Linked DNA regions of Homo sapiens: region 2 is linked to region 1. Evidence: read pairs that join two places in POLR2A ChIA-PET (ENCODE). Cell type or tissue: Panc1. All regions are shown on one strand. Links, peaks and the distances in the headings refer to the core of each region. The heading gives the core; the rest is flanking DNA.

Evidence for each region. Peaks named below come from ENCODE experiments on the same cell type or tissue, not always from the same donor. Only the 100,000 strongest peaks of a DNase experiment are listed, where the experiment ranks them.
Region 2: POLR2A ChIA-PET joins it to region 1 with 13 read pairs; 9 of 35 experiments call an interaction of 5 or more read pairs at or near these places.

Annotation. Positions count from the first base shown.
Region 1 is chr1:23,686,638-23,694,964 of GRCh38, forward strand. It overlaps RPL11 (ribosomal protein L11), which reads left to right and starts at 5,169. Exons shown (of 6, transcript NM_000975.5): 1 at 5,169-5,192; 2 at 5,972-6,122; 3 at 7,170-7,276; 4 at 8,023-8,154. The coding sequence starts at 5,187. RefSeq lists an enhancer at 5,131-5,450. In Panc1, for the core only: CTCF peaks have their summits at 5,037 and 5,244; DNase peaks (open chromatin) are centred at 5,084 and 5,453; H3K4me3 peaks cover 3,094 bases; H3K27ac peaks cover 2,558 bases.
Region 2 is chr1:23,571,749-23,580,075 of GRCh38, forward strand. It overlaps LOC124903876 (a long non-coding RNA gene), which reads left to right. Exons shown (of 3, transcript XR_007065537.1): 3 at 999-1,952. It overlaps LOC107984928 (a long non-coding RNA gene), which reads right to left and starts at 5,959. Exons shown (of 2, transcript XR_007065540.1): 1 at 5,679-5,959; 2 at 4,688-5,585. RefSeq lists an enhancer at 3,009-3,098. In Panc1, for the core only: no CTCF peak of the experiment used is centred there; no DNase peak of the experiment used is centred there; H3K27ac peaks cover 925 bases.

The DNA of each region.
Region 1 (8,327 bases), core at 161-8,160:
GTGGCAGGTGCCTGTAATCCCAGCTACACAGGAGGCTGAGGCAGGAGAATTTCTTGAACCCCGGAGATGGAGGTTGCAGTGACTTGAGATCATGCCACTGCACTCCAGCCTGGATGACAGAGCAAGACTCTGTCTCAACAAAAAAGAAGAGTAGATCCATCAGCATTGCACTGATGGATCCATCCAACATGTGCCGCTTAATGGTATACTGAAGGTGAAACAAGCAAGATCTATCACGATGAACAGAAAATTTAAGGAAACTGAATATTCAACAGGCTGATTGCAGATTTTTTGGGGTGTGGGGACAGGTCTCACTCTATTACCCAGGCTGGAGTGCAGTGACATAAATATGGCTCACTGCAGACTCAGCCTCCTAGGCTCAAGCAGTCCTCCCACCTCAGCCTCCCAAGTAGCTGGGAACACACACACATACACCATCATGCCAGGCTAATAAATTTTTTGCAGAGACAGGGTCTTGCCATGTTGCCCAGGCTGGTCGTAAACTCCTAGGCTCAAGAAACCCTCCCACTTTGGCCTCCCAAACTGTTGGGATTACAGGTATGAGCCACTGCACCTGGCTGGTTGCAGAAATTTAAGACGAGACATGATGTTACATTTTTAAAGATTTGTAGGCCAGGTGCAGTGGCTCATGCCTGTAATCCCAGCACTTTGGGAGACTGAGGCGGGTGGATCACTTGAGGTCAGGAGTTTGAGACCAGCCTGGCCAACATGGTGAAACCCTGTCTCTACTAAAAAAAAACACAAAAATTAGCCGGGCATGGTGGTGGACGCCTGTAATCCCAGCTACTCCGGAGGCGGAGGCAGGAGAATTGCTTGAACCCAGGAGGTGGAGGTTGCAGTGAGCCGAGATGGAGCCACTGCACTCCAGCCTGGGCAACAGAGTGAGATTCTGTCTCAAAAAAAAAAAAAAGAAAAGAAAAAAAAAAGAGAAAATGCATGATGAGCTTATTGAGGGGCAAGAGCAGAATGCATTCATAACAAAATCATGTCTAAGACAAAAACCATTGGTAATGAAGCAGATGAAGCCTGGTGTGGCAGTTCATGCCTGTAATCCCAGCACTTTGGAAGGCAAAGGTGGGAGGATCGCTTGAGTCCAGGAGTTGGAGACCAGCCTGGGCAACATGGCAAGACCCCATCTCTACAAAAAATTTAAAAAATTAGCTGGGCATGGTAGTGTGCACCTGTGGTCCCAGCTACGTGGGAGGCTGAGGTGGGAGGATCATGTGAGCCCGGGAAGTCATGGCTGCAGTGAGCCAAGATCACACCACTGCACTCCAGCCTGGGCAACAGAGCAAGACCCTGCCACAAAACAAAACAAAAAACAAAAAACAAACAAAAAAAAATAGAAAAAAAAAAAAAAAGGCAGATGACTCTGGAGGAAACATTTTAAAAAGCCATCCAGGAGAATGCCTCCTTGTCCCTAGGGGACCCACTTCCTGCTCCCTCAACTGCTTCTGATGTTTCTTCTCACCTTAAAAAAAATACAGTGTAGTCCCCTCTCTCCTCTCCCTTCTCCCCTCTCCCCTCTCCCTCTCGGTCTCCCTCTCCCTCTCTTTCCACGGTCTCCCTCTGATGCCGAGCCGAGGCTGGACTGTACTGCTGCCATCTCGGCTCACTGCAGCCTCCCTGCCTGATTCTCCTGCCTCGGCCTGCCGAGTGCCTGCGGTTGCGGGCGCGCGCCGCCACGCCTGACTGGTTTTCATGCTTTTTTGGTGGAGACGGGGTTTCGCTGTGTTGGCCGGGCTGGTCTCCAGCTCCTGGCCGCGAGTGATCCGCCGGCCTCGGCCTCCCGGGGTGCCGGGATTGCAGACGGAGTCTGGTTCACTCGGTGCTCGGTGGTGCCCAGGCTGGAGTGCAGTGGCGTGATCTCGGCTCGCTACAGCCTCCATCTCCCAGCCGCCTGCCTTGGCCTCCCAGAGTGCCGAGATTGCAGCCTCTGCCCGGCCGCCACCCCGTCTGGGAGGTGGGGAGTGTCTCTGCCTGGCCGCCCATCGTCTGGGACGTGGGGAGCCCCTCTGCCTGGCTGCCCAGTCTGGAGAGTGAGGAGCGTCTCTGCCCGGCCGCCATCCCATCTGGGAAGTGAGGAGCGCCTCTTCCCGGCCGCCATCCCACCTGGGAGGTGAGGAGCGTCTCTGCCCGGCCGCCCATCGTCTGAGATGTGGGGAGCGCCTCTGCCCCGCCGCCCCGTCTGGGATGTGAGGAGCGCCTCTGCCCGGCCGCGACCCCGTCTGGGAGGTGAGGAGCGTCTCTGCCCAGCCGCCCCGTCTGAGAAGTGAGGAGACCCTCCGCCCAGCATCCGCCCCGTCTGCGAAGTGAGGAGCCCCTCCGCCCGGCAGCCGCCCCGTCTGAGAAGTGAGGAGCCCCTCTGCCCGGCAGCCACCCCGTCTGGGAAGTGAGGAGCGTCTCCGCCCGGCAGCCGCCCCGTCCGGGAGGGAGGTGGGGGGGTCAGCCCCCCGCCCAGCCAGCCGCCCCGTCCGGGAGGGAGGTGGGGGGGTCAGCCCCCCGTCCGGGAGGTGAGGGGCGCCTCTGCCCGGCCGCCCCTACTGGGAAGTGAGGAGCCCCTCTGCCCGGCCACCACCCCGTCTGGGAGGTGTACCCAACAGCTCATTGAGAACGGGCCGGGATGACAATGGCGGTTTTGTGGAATAGAAAGGGGGGAAAGGTGGGGAGAAGATTGAGAAATCGGATGGTTGCCGTGTCTGCGTAGAAAGACGTAGACATGGGAGACTTTTCATTTTGTTCTGTACTAAGATAAATTCTTCTGCCTTGGGATCCTGTTGATCGGTGACCTTACCCCCAACCCTGTGCTCTCTGAAACATGTGCTGTGTCCACTCAGGGTTAAATGGATTAAGGGCGGTGCAAGACGTGCTTTGCTAAACAGATGCTTGAAGGCAGCATGCTCGTTAAGAATCATCACCACTCCCTAATCTCAAGTACCCAGGGACACAAACACTGCGGAAGGCCGCAGGGTCCTCTGCCTAGGAAAACCAGAGACCTTTGTTCACTTGTTTATCTGCCGACCTTCCCTCCACTATTGTCCTATGACCCTGCCAAATCCCCCTCTGCGAGAAACATCCAAGAATGATCAATAAAAATTAAAAAAAAAAATACATTGTACAGTAATCTTTTAATCAAAACACTGCATCATAGGTGGAGACTGAAAGCCTGCCACTTGTGGTCGCTGTTTTTTGTTTGTTCGTTTGTTTGTTTTGAGACAGGGTCTTGCTCTATCACCCAGGCTGGAGTGCAGTGGTGTGATCTTGGCTCACTGCAAGCTTCTTCTCCTCGGTTCAAGCGATTCTCCTGCCTCAGCCTTCCGAGTAGCTCGGATTACAGGCATGCACCACCAGGCCCGGTTAATTTTTGTATTTTTAGTAGAGACGGGGTTTCACCCCGTTGGCCAGGCTGGTCTCGAACTCCTGACCTTAAGTGATCCACCCGCCTTAGCCTCCCAAAGCGCTGGGATTACAAGTGTGAGCCACAGCACCTGGCCTGGTTGGCGGGGCCGGGGTCGGGTGTGGTGGTGGGGGGAGGGGGGGTGGGTCGCTGTTGTTTCACAGCTGATCCAGGTTTTCTGGTGATGCTCCTCTGCTGCTTAGTTGCCCTGAACACATTACTTTTTCACTGTATTAATGACATAGCATATATTTTGCTGTTAAGAACTTATTTTTTATTTTTGAGACGGAGTCTCGCTCTGTCACCCAGGCTGGAGTGCAGTGGCGCGACCTCGGCTCACTGAAAGCTCCGCCTCCCAGGTTCACGCCATTCTCCTGCCTCAGCCTCCAGAGTAGCTGGGACTACAGGCGCCCGCCACCACGCCCGGCTAATTTTTTTTTTTTTTTTTTTTTGTATTTTTAGTAGAGACGGAGTTTCACCGTGTTAGCCAGGATGGTCTCGATTTCCTGACCTCGCGATCCGCCCGTCTCGGTCTCCCAAAGTGCTGGGATTACAGGCGTGAGCCACCGCGCCCGGCCGCTGTTAAGTACTTATATGTGAATAAGCGTAAGAAAGTATTGCTTATCAATAGCATATACATTTACAGTCTGGAAAAATGGTTAGGCCAACCAACCAGAGATTGTCCACAAGGGTGGCTGAGATAGTGACACCTTTGCTTTCTGATGGTTCAATGTACACAAACTTTGTTTCATGCACAAACTTACTTAAAATATTGTATAAAATTACCTTCAGACTATGTGTATAAGGTGTATATGGAACATAAATTAATTTCATATTCAGACTTGGGTTCCATCCCCAAGATATCTCATTATGTTTATGCGAATATTCCATAATCCGGAAAAATCCCAAATCTAAAAACCGTCTGGTCCCAGGCTTTTCAGGTTAGGAATACGCACCCTGTAGTAACTTGCCCAAGGTCACATAGCTACTAGCTGGTCGAGACAGGACCACATCTGCCTGTCTTCAAGCTCGGGACTCTTAAACCACCACTCCTTTCCGTTTGTATAAATTCTATTTGTGCCCGGAGTGGTGGCTCACGCCTGTAATCCCAGCACTTTGGGAGGCCAAGGCGGGTGGATCATTTGAGGTCAGGAGTTCCATACCAGCCCGACCAACATGGTGAAACCCCATCTCTACTAAAAATACAAACAAATTAGACCGGTATGGTGGTGCGTGCCTGTAATCCCAGCTACTTGGGAGGCTGAGGCAGGAGAATCGCTTGAACCCGGGAGGCGGAGGTTGCAGTGAGCCGATATCGCGCCACTGCACTTCAACCTGGGTGACACAGCGAGGCTCCGTCTCAAAAAATAAATAAATAAATAAATTATATTTGTTTACGTTGTTACAGAATAAATTTGCGTCATAATTTGCATGATTGATTTAATGTAGTTTTGGCGTTCTCATCACACAAGGACCACCAGCTCGTGACACTGGGAGGAGAGAACGTCCTCAAGGTCCGGAAACTCAAGGACGTGCTGATTCGGGAGCTTTCAAAAACTATTTTTGGAAAACCCAGATCCCGGTCTTCAGCCAGCGTCGCCTGCAGTGGCTAGCACTACCCACAAGGGAGAAGCCGACGCTGCAGGGCTTTGCCAAATGCGCCTCTCTTCCTCGTCTTCATCTCTGTGGTTAGCCTGGGAAAAGAGCCCGCCTCCTGGCCCATAAGGCCCTCGGCCGGAAGCTCCGCTTTCTCTTCCTGCTCTCCATCATGGCGGTGAGTAGCTGGGACCTGGATTTGCTTTCCTTTATCCGTCGCCATCCATGGCAGGCCGAGCCTGCGGGGGCTACTTCGCCCGCAGCCCGAGGAATATGGAGCCCGCAATGCCTGCTGGCCCAAAACTAGCAGAGCCGTTCGAGCCAAGGACGCAGGGTTGAATTCTGTCACTTTCCCTGCCATCGTTTTAGGAGCGGCTCCGGGCACTTGCCCGGAGTGCTCAGAAGCACGGTCAGGAGGCTGCAGCGGGGGCAGATGGGGTGAATGGAGGGTTCTGAGGCAGGGGGGTCCGGGCCTTTTCCTGGTCCCGGGGACTTGAGACTTGCTCGGTGCTAGGAAACCTTAGTCGGTTGCTCCGCTTAGGGAAGGTGCCAGCCTTTAGACAGCTTCCGAATAGGATGCTGGACGTCGCATAACCACGTGTTTCCTGTTAACTGAGCAATTAAGTTCTGTTTCTTCGCTCACTCCCCTTAGTTGGCCTTACAATGGGGGCGCTCTTTGTTACCCTGAGCCTCTTAGGGTTCGATCTCAGTGTCCGTATCTTTTAACACTCAATAACTGTCCTGAGTTTTCTCTTCACCCGTTCCGTTCGTGGAGGAAGGATAGGTTCCGAGCTGTCTTCTTCCCTTGATGTCCCCTAAACATTATACCTTTTAAACATTCAGGGTCTTCGTTACGATTTGGGATGAGCAGAAATAAAAATGCTGTGCAGATAGAAAGTAGTAAAACTCAGGGCCCTCAGCTGTGAGTGTATTGACTGCTGCTCTTCCCTGTTGCAGCAGGATCAAGGTGAAAAGGAGAACCCCATGCGGGAACTTCGCATCCGCAAACTCTGTCTCAACATCTGTGTTGGGGAGAGTGGAGACAGACTGACGCGAGCAGCCAAGGTGTTGGAGCAGCTCACAGGGCAGACCCCTGTGTTTTCCAAAGGTGAGTAGTCACAAGGACATACAGGGTTTGCCTGCTTGGGTCGCTTGGTTGTTTCTTGATTTACCTGCTGTCGAGTCTGTTTAGAAAGTGACAGTCGGCATCACTTAAAGCATTAAATTCATGAGCCGGCCAAGAGGTGTCTTTTTTTTTTTTTTTTATTCAAGATGGCGTGTGGGATTGGAACACTAGATTTTATTTGAGCAGATCTTAAGCTAAGACTAGCCCAAGTAAAGATTTTCCTAAGTAACTAGGATATGAGATAGAGTGGAAATGTCAGGAACGAAGTAAAGATCATTAGATCTGATTAGCAGTTAGGGTTATATAGGCTGCATTAAGAACAGGGCTGTACGGGAGCATGAGGCTTCAGTGGCCTATATTAGTGCCACTGCACTCCAGCCTGGTTGACCCTATCTCAAAAGTTGTATACAGATTGCCTGGGTTTGAGTGATGGCTTCACCATTTGCTGGTCTGACTCTGGGCTCTCTGGACCTCTGCTTTTTTCTTTGCATAAAGAGGGTAATACTTTATAATTGTGGAAGATAAAATGAGTTGTACATGTGTAGTTGCTTTAGGACAGTGAAATATGGCAAGTCTTTGGATTCCACTCCTGCTTTTTGTTACCAGCTGTGATGTTTGGCAAGTTAATAAACCTCTCAAAACCTCACCTGTAAAATATGGATAACAGTACAATAAGGTTTCAGCAAATAGTAGATGTTGTCAATAATGCTTTGTTTTCTTTGGAACATGATAATCTTACTAGTGGCTTCTTCGGCCTATTCTGGTTGTGACCTTGCCCTTCCTGGAACTTCGGCGTTATGACTGTTCTTAACTGCTGAAGGATGGCTGGATGTCTGGAAATGGGAAAATCTGTGCTGTGGATGAAATCTTATTAATAGATGTGGGAGACACTAATTAGAACACCACAACTTAAAAGAGTGTGGATGAATGCTTAATGTCTCTTTAAGTCATGGAGATGGTGTTCTGGGAAAGAGGTGAGTGTAGTGGGGGTATGATGGCATCTGACTCCTTGTTACCCACTTCCTGCAGCTAGATACACTGTCAGATCCTTTGGCATCCGGAGAAATGAAAAGATTGCTGTCCACTGCACAGTTCGAGGGGCCAAGGCAGAAGAAATCTTGGAGAAGGGTCTAAAGGTGAGCCTAATCCCCTAATGGAGTGATATTGATCAGCACTCCTTTAGTAACACATGTAGATAAGTTACATTTAATGTTCTGTTCTTTGGTGTCTTGATATTTATTTACTTAAGCTTCTAAAAGGCTTTTTCTACAATCAGCAGGGTTAAACTGTTCTTGGTGGTTTAAAAGATGCTTGAGGCTGGGCACGGTGGCTCAACGCCTGTAATCCCAACACTTTGGGAGGCCAAGGCGGTTGGATCATTTGTGGCCAGGAGTTCGAGACCATCCTGGCCAACATGGTGAAACACCATCTCTACTAAAAAAAGATAAAAATTAGCCGGGCTTGGTGGCGGGCTCCTGTAGTCCCAGCTACTCGGGAAGCTGAGGCACGACAATTGCTAGAACCTGGGAGGTAGAGGTTGCAGTGAGCTGATATTGTGCCACTGCACTCCAGCTTAGGCCACAGAGTGAGACTCTTGTCTCAAAAAAAAAAAAGAAAAAGGATGCTTGGGAGTCATTTCATGCCTCTGCTTTCTCTGGGTTTTTCTCTGCTCTTTGGAAGCTGGGAGAGGTCATACTGGGTAGTTGGGGTGTGAATCTATAGTCGAGGTATAGTGAGGAAGTCAGGTTGTGTTCTCAGCCAAGTTTCATTGACTTCTGTTTGCTCTGGGGTGCATGTTGCAGGCTGAGCTATTAATAGTTACTTGGGGGTGGGAGGGAGTTGAAGATGACAAGGAATGTTATTGCTGCATTTTTCTCCACAGGTGCGGGAGTATGAGTTAAGAAAAAACAACTTCTCAGATACTGGAAACTTTGGTTTTGGGATCCAGGAACACATCGATCTGGGTATCAAATATGACCCAAGCATTGGTATCTACGGCCTGGACTTCTATGTGGTATGAATATTTAATCTTTTCCCGCTCCTGGTCTGTGAGGAGAGGGGAATCTTTATTTCATATGTGGTATGTTGGTGTTCACATGTTGAGTTGCAGCTTTGAATATTGTCTGCCTTTGTGTTCTCCTCCCCCTTGGGGAAATGTGCCTCATTTGTGGCAAATGTAGGGGTGCA
Region 2 (8,327 bases), core at 293-8,292, 110 kb before region 1:
ACAAAATGTGGTGTATTCATACAATGGAATATTATTCAGCTATAAAAAAGGAATGAACTACTAATCTACACAATAAATAGATGGACCTCAAAAAATATGCTTACATGAAAGGAGCAAGACACAAAGGACCACATACTGTGCAGTTCCATTTATGTGAAATTTCTAAAAGAAATTTCTATAAATTTCTAAAAATTTATAGAGACAGAAAGTAGATTAATGGTTGCCTGGGACTGGGGGACAGAAGGGGAGTGACTGCTAATGGATACAGGGTTTTATGTGGGGGTGATGAAAGTATTCTGGAATTGATGTGATGGTTGCACGACTCTGTAAATGTGCTAAAAATCATTGAATTATATACATAAATATTGGTGAATTTTCTAGTATGTAAATTAAACACCAATAAATCTCTTTTTAAAAATTCTCCCAACAACTTTTTTTTTTTTTTTTTTGGAGACAGGGTCTTGCTCTGTTGCCCAGGCTGGAGTGCAGTGGCCTGATCATGGCTCACTGCAGCCTCAACCTTCATGCTTAGGCAATCCTCCTGCCTCAGCCTCCCGAGTAGCTGGAACCACAGGTACATGCCACCACAGCTGGCAAATTTTTTTTTTTTTTTTTGAGATGAAGTCTCACTCTGTCGCCCAGGCTGGAGTGCAGTGGTGCAATCTCGGCTCACTGCAAGCTCCGCCTCCTGGGTTCACACCATTCTCCTGCCTCAGCCTCCTGAATAGCTGGGATTACAGGCGCCCACCACCATACCCAGCTAATTTTTTTGTATTTTTAGTAGAGACGGGGTTTCACCATGTTAGCTAGGATGGTCTCGATTTCCTGACCTCGTGATCTGCCTGCCTGGTCCTCCCAAAGTGCTGTGATTATAGGATTATAGACCACTGCGCCCGGCCCAATTTTTTTGTACTTATTTGTAGAGACAGGGTCTCTCTATGCTGCCCAGGCTTCCAAACAACTTTTGTGACAGATACTATTATCATCCCATTTCACAGTTGCGGAAGCATCAGAAAGGTGAAGCCACCCGCCTAAGACCGAAGAGCTAGAAGCAAAAGAGCCAAATTTCAAAACTGCAAAGTGTTCCTGACCTCTGGGCTGTCCTGCTTCCTGGAAATTGCTTGGGCAGTGCGCTCCATCTTCCTGGGGCATTTAACCCACAAGTTTGCTAGCAGCCATGTTTTCAAGCTGCAACAACTACTTCTTGGATGGTGAGAATTGGGAGAGATGGCAGAAGGCCTGGGGAAGAGTGGGGATGCTGGGAAAGCCTCCTGGTGAGAAAGCTCAGGCCACAGCTGGGCCAGGGACATCCACAGCAGTCTCCAGGCTCTGACACCCCCTCCCCAACCCTGACTCCCTCCCAGGGGAGAGAATAACTTGGCTCCAAAGCTGAGGCCAGAATATAAGCCAGAGACCTGCTGACCTGACCCCCCCACCCTGGAATCTACTGAATCTGGGGCCAGGAGCAAGGAAGGGCTGACCCCAAACTGAACAAATCAAAAAGCCAAGTTCCCCTCTGAGCCCTGCAATTTTTTTTTCTTTTGGACCAAATAAGGAAGGAGCACCTGTTACTTTATAATCATACTGTAGGACAGCCTCGAGTTGAAAGCCATGGGATCTGGAGTCTTGAAAACGCGGTTCAAGCTCCTATCTTTTCTATTTCCAAACTCAGTGTCCTAGAGCAACTCACTCACTTTCCCCAAGCTTCAGTTTTTCTATCTATGAAATAGACAATGATACTCCTGTTAAGAGGGCGCTTGTAAGGATTTGGGGGACCAGAGGTTAAATTCGCTTCATTTTAGTTCACCTACGTTACTTATGTTTTGTTACATGTCTTAAGTTATGGTTTTAATAATCCCCCCACTCAAAAATAAACAAGATTAAAAGAATAATGAAAATAGTTAATAATAAGTGTCAACATTTATGGGCACTGATTTTGTGCTGTTTCAAGTGCTTTATACACATTAACTCATTTATCTTCATAAAAAGCCTATGAAGCCATTATACAGATGAGGAAACAGGCTCAGAGAGGCTAAGCATGTTGTTCAAGGTCACACAGCATGGAAGAGGCAAGCCGACTGACTCCAGAGCCTTAGCTTTGTGCCAGTCAGAATGGAAAAGAACTCCAAAAGACACCAACCTGGTTTATTCAAGTGCTGGCATGTAAGGATAAGGAAAAGCAGCCATCAGTTTGAATGACAGGCGATGGGTCCGGAGTAATTAGCCAAATGTATGAAGATTTCACCATTTCTAAACCATCCTGTTATATGACCACACATACCATCTTCATGGAAGTGCAGTAGCATCACCATGACAACTACTTTTGTGTTTTTACCTCTAATGTAATCGATTGTATTTTAAAATATTTTTAAATGAATAAAAGCTTTTGAATTTAATGTTTTAAGTAGGTAATACTTTCACCTGGTTAAAAACTCAAAAAGCTCGAGAGGCATAAAGTGAAAGGCCTCCTTCTCACCCCGGCCCCTGCCATCCTCTTCTCACAGTCAGCCAATGTTGCTAGTTTTGTGGGGAGGGGAAGAACTGATACTTTTTGAAAGTAGAAAGAGTGTGCTTGATTTGTTCTGAGGTCACAAGCCATAAAGCCCACCTTACTCTGGTTGATTTCTTCAGGTCGGCCTCAGCCTGATTTCCTGTACCCTTTGAGGCACTGCTGCTTCCTGCAGGTGATGGTTAGTCCCTTAGGGAGATGGTCAGTCCCTTCTCCCTCTGAACTTTCCCCTGAGGCACCCCCTTCAGTACCCGCTATGCTCCTGACCACATTCTCTCTGGCCTCTAGGCCTGACTGGTTCTCCATCCCCCAGAACCTGCAGAGCCTGTAAATGCCAGAGAAATCTCATCATCTCACACAGCTGATGTGGTAGAGGTGGACCCAGAGGTCACACCTGGGTGGCTTCAGGCTATATCTAGCCTATGAGATTTTTTGTTCTTTTTTGGTCTGCACAGTGATGTCAGAATTGGAAATCTTCACCTGAAAGTCCAATTTTCTGATTTCACTTGAAATATTGGCAGACTCAGCCACACTGAACCCATACTGATGCATGATGATGACAGCTGGAGCTGAGCAGCAGTTGCTCCCTTGAGAAGGAGCACAAGCTCTCTGGGTTGTATGGTCCCCGCCACTCTGGGTTGGTTAACATGGTAGGCAGGATCATAGTCACCTCCAAAGATGTCTGTGTCCTAATCCCTATAATTTGTGAATGTACTGTTACACGGCAAGTGGGAATTAAGTTTGCAGATGGAATGAAGGTTGCTATGCAGGATTATCTAGGTGGGTCCAATGGAATCAGAAGGGTCCTTAAAAGTGGGAGAGGGCAGCAGAAAAGAGTCAGAGAAAGAGAGGCAACCACGAAAACAGGGTCAGAGAGATGCCATGTTGCTGGCTTTGAAAATGAAGGAAGGGGTCACAACCCAAGGAATGTTGGCAGCCTCCAGAAGCTGGAAAAGGCAAGGAAATCAATTATCTTCCAGATTCTCCGAAAGGGAAGTCCCTGCAAACACCCTGATTTTAGCCCAGTGAGATCAGGTTGGTTTGAGAGCATAAACTTAAGTTGTTTTAAGTGACTAAGTTTGTAGTCATTTTGTTATAGCAGCAATAGAGAAGTAATACAGTTAATATGGGCCCTTGTAGGTCTCCAGGGATGGGGGAGTGGGGCACAGCTGTGAGAGCTGTTGTAAGTGTGCAAGACTCATAGCTTAAAGAGCTCGGTAAATGGCCATGAATGTTCTAATGAATAGGCGTAGCAGGCGGGTTCTGGGCAGAGTAGAGATATGGGTGACCCTTGCTTTGGTTTTTTCTCCCTCCACTCTTGTGACACCCTCTGCCCAGTTTCCTTCACAGCCCTGGGGCTTGCTGAGAGAGCCGGGCTGATATGTCAGGCCTTCAGCATTGAGTAGGGCAATCACTTAGCAAGTTGGCAGGTCTCAGCAGCTGGTGGAGGAATCTGGGCTCTGACTGAGGACAGGATTAGAGGTCAAAGTGGGAAAGTAGGGAATAGGCCCCAGACTGAGTAAAAAGACCAGGAGAGCTGAAGGTGGGGGAGGGTCAGGAGCAGGTTCTGAAAGGGGGTGCAAAGCTAGGCAGGGCCCAGACTTGAGGCCTGTTCTAGGTGGTGCTGGCTGGTAGGGGAATGACTGATGGTCTAGGATTGCTGAGGACAACTGTGCACCTGCCAGCACTGTCCTAAGCCTGCCTCTGAACACTAAGCTGTCAGCCTCTGTTTACCTTCCACTCTCAGTATAACCTGCATTCGGCCTATTTGTTGGGAGGCAACTGAAAAACTAATTTATCCTGAATTATTCTTAGTGACTGATAGTGGCTTACTGTGTCAGATACTTGCCAAGGAGATTCATGTTGAAGTGCATATCATTTTAACCTAAAAAGATGAAGTGCATTTAAGGTAGCAGTGTCTGAGAAGGAAAACCTCATGGCTACTGGTGGTGGGGGGTGGCAGGGAACATAGGATGTCACACGGTGGACAGCCTTACCTGCTCACAGGGCTGTACACCCCCAGGAGGTCTCTCATATTCCAGCCCCCATGTCCTTAAGTCTCTTTAGATTTTTTTCACCTGGGCTTTCATTACAATTCTTTTACTTTCCGTGTTTCCTGGGTAAGCTTGTTTATATATTTTTAGCAAACATTCATGTAACACTATGTGCCAGGCACCATTCTAAGTGCTTTACAAATGTTTATTTAGGTAACAGAGGTACTGTTGCCTCCATTTTACAGATAAGGAAACTGAGACACAGAGAGGCTAATTTGCCCAAGACCACGTGGCTAGCGAGTGGCTACACTTTCTGAGCCTCGGCTTTCTTGGCTGTTAAATTGATATGTATATACAAGCGCCCTCTGCATAGCAGGGCTTCTCAGACCCAACACTATTGACATTTTGGGCTGGATAATTCTTTGTTGTGAGGCTGTCCTGTGCATTGCAGGATGTTTAGCGGTATCCCTGGCCTCTACCACATAGGGTATTCACTGCCAAGAGATGCCAGTAGCAACTCCCACTCAAGCTGTGACAAACCTAAAATGTCCCCTGATCTTGCCAAATGTCCTCTGGGGGCAAAATCAACCCTAGTTTAGAACCACTGCCTAATAGGATCCTGGGGAGGATTAAATGAGCTATTTCATATAAAATACCTTCCGGCAATCCCTTCCCCATTCCTTCCATAACTCTATGGTGAGTTCTAACTCCTCAGAACCCTCTTGTTCTTTCTGTTCCTCTACTGTTTGGAAAATGTGCCCACCTATGGAGACTGGGTGCTTGAGAGCTTCTTGCAAATCCAAAGCTGTTCCAGGAGCTAGACCTGATTCCAGTCCTGTCATTTCCACAGACATGCTGTGGGACCTTGGCTGAAGTCCTTCCCCTCCTTGAGCCTCGGTTTCCCCATGTGTACGAGGGGGCTGACCCAGAAGCTTTCCGAAAGGTCTTCTCACTGCAGGAATCAGTGACTGGGTGATTCATACCAAGTGCAAATTCCCCTCACAAAGTCCAAATTCTTCCAGCGACTTAGTCATTCCAGGGTTTGAACTTTCTCGCAAAAACCATTTGAAAAATTCTTCCAGCTTAAAAAAAAAAAAAAAAAGCTATTAAAAGAAAGTAAAAGTTTCAAAACCAAATCCTAGGCAAACAACCCTGAAAACAATACACACACATACATATACATACAGCACCCAAGGTAGCTCTGAGAACAGGATATGAAACCTTGCAGGCCGGCACTAAGAAATGATTCACAGGCCTTTGAGATGCTTCTATTTCAAGACACAGTCCACCCACTGGATCTGGTGGCTCCAAAAACAAACTTTCAGCTGCTGTTTCTTATCGCAGTGTGGTTCGCCTGGCCAGTATCCTTGGGTCTCAAGAGCTCCAGACAGAAGACAAGGTTGAGTCCTGTGAATTCCCTTTCTGTTCTATTTCAAGCCTCAAGCTGCTGGCTTGTTTAAAGAAAGTCTTTTGCATCCACCTTTTGGTTGGCTGACCCGAGTTTAAAGCAACATAGCCTAATGGGTTCGTAGCACAGCCTGCGAATTCATAATTTTAGTTTAGCAAGGCCTCTGTGTGGCTCCAGCAAGTCCTACTGGATCCTGGGCTGGTCATTCTAGAAGCTGTCTCCAGCTAAACAATCCTGCCTGGCTTTCCTTATACATATCAATATTATACTTGCCCTAGGCCAGGATTAAGAATTTTAGCACAAATTCAAAATTTCATGCTTTTATGTAAAATAGAAATATAAAAGTAATTCATTCGATGAAATGCTTACTGAGTGCTCACTATATGCCAAGCACCAGCAATGTACTGGCGATAAAATACAGCCCCTGCCTTCAGGAGCCACATTGAACAGGAAAAGCAGACAATCTAAATATACATAGTAGAAACACATGGAACTATTCCCTATGGGAAATGCCCTGCATAAAAAGTGATACCAAAGTTGGAGCAAAATTGAAAGAAATGCAAATGCTTGTGATACGGTTAAGTACATTTTCATCTGTACTTACCCTTGATTTTGTTTTAGATTTAGAAAATCTTGAACTTTCACTGTTGCTTCATTTGCCCTCCAAAAATCCAGAATCTTACAGAAAGGGTCAGTGTCTGGATCAAACATGTTTCTTATCTAATTTCCTTGCCCCAGTTTTTGTTTATGCCATCATTGCTGCATGGAGTCCTCCCTCCTCTCCTTGTGTATCCTCCAAGTTCTGATGCAAAGCCCACTTCCTCCAGGAAGCATTCGCAGACCCATCTGGCCACATCCTCGCTGTTCTCTAAACACACATATCTCATGCTCTTGACTTGGCCTTTAGCCTGTCCTGCCTTATGATCTCTCTTGTACTTCTGTCCTGAAGTTTTATCTAACTTATGAATTGGGGGAAAGAGGACAGGCACTGACATTTATTAAGTGTTTTATTGGTGACGGGCATTTTGCTAGCTCTTTACTGTATATAATGTGCCTGGTATGTAGAAGATGTTCAATAAATATTTGTTCAACGAATGCTTCAGTGATTTGGCTTAAACCTAACAATAACCCTATGAGACCAATTCTATTAGTATTCCCATTTTACAGATAAGAGAACTGAGGCACAGACAGGTAAAGTCTGCATTTGAGGGCTTTCTGTCTTAAAAGTTGAAGTTCAGACTTTCTCTTCTTCTCTGTTGCTTTTTTCTGCAAATAGATTTCCCTGAAGTGTCTTGATTAATTAATAGGACATATACTGTGCTCCCTGCTTTATCCCATCTCAGGCAATATTACCTGTTCTCTCCGTTGTGAGCCCATATTTGTATTTCTACAGTTAGTTTAGAAACCACTCTGCATCAGGCGTGGTGACTCACGCCTATAGTCCCAACACTTTGGGGAGGCTGAGGCGGGTAGATTGCTTGAACTCAGGAGTTCGACATCAGCCTGAGCAACATGGCAAAACCCCATCTCTACAAAAAAATGAAAAATTAGCCAGGCCTGGTAGTGCACATCTGTGGTCTCAGCTACTGGGGAGGCTGAGGTGGGAGGATCATTTGAGCCCAAAAGGTGGAGGCTGCATTGAGCGAAGATTGTGCCACTGTACTCCAGCCTGGGTGACAGAGTGAGACCCCATCTCAAATAAAAAAAATCATCACCCCACCATTACCTGTGCCTTGTCTACCTTTCCCACTAGACCATAGGCAGCACTAATGTAGTATGACTGCTGTGCCCCTGGCTGGCACACTGCTCATGCTCAGTGAAGATTTGCTGAGCCAGGGTGGTAGTGGTGGTGGTGGTGGTGATAACAATAGGTTGAGTAGTGATGTTCCCCAAAAGATATGTGTTAATTTTTTTTTTTTTTTTTTTTTTTTTTTTTAGATAGAGTCTTGCTCTGTTGCCCAGGCTGGAGTGCAGTGGTGCGATCTCGGCTCACTGCAAGCTCTGACTCCCGAGTTCACACCATACTCCTGCCTCAGCCTCCTGAGTAGCTGGGACTACAGGCGCCGGCCACCATGCCTGGCTAAGTTTTTGTATTTTTAGTAGAGACGGGGTTTCACCGTGTTAGCCAGGATGGTCTAGATCTCCTGACCATGTGATCCACCTGCCTCGGCTTCCCAAAGTGTTGGGATTACAGGCGTGAGCCACTGTGCCCGGCCAGATATGTGTTAAATTTTAATACCCAGTACCTGTGAATGGGACCTTATTTGGAAATAGGGTATCTAAAGATAGAATTAAGGATCTTGAAATGATATCCTGTATTTTTGGTGGGACCTAAATCCAAGGACTGATGTGCTTATAAGAGAAAGGAGACCAGGCACGGTGGCTCACATCTGTAATCACAGCACTTTGGGAGGCC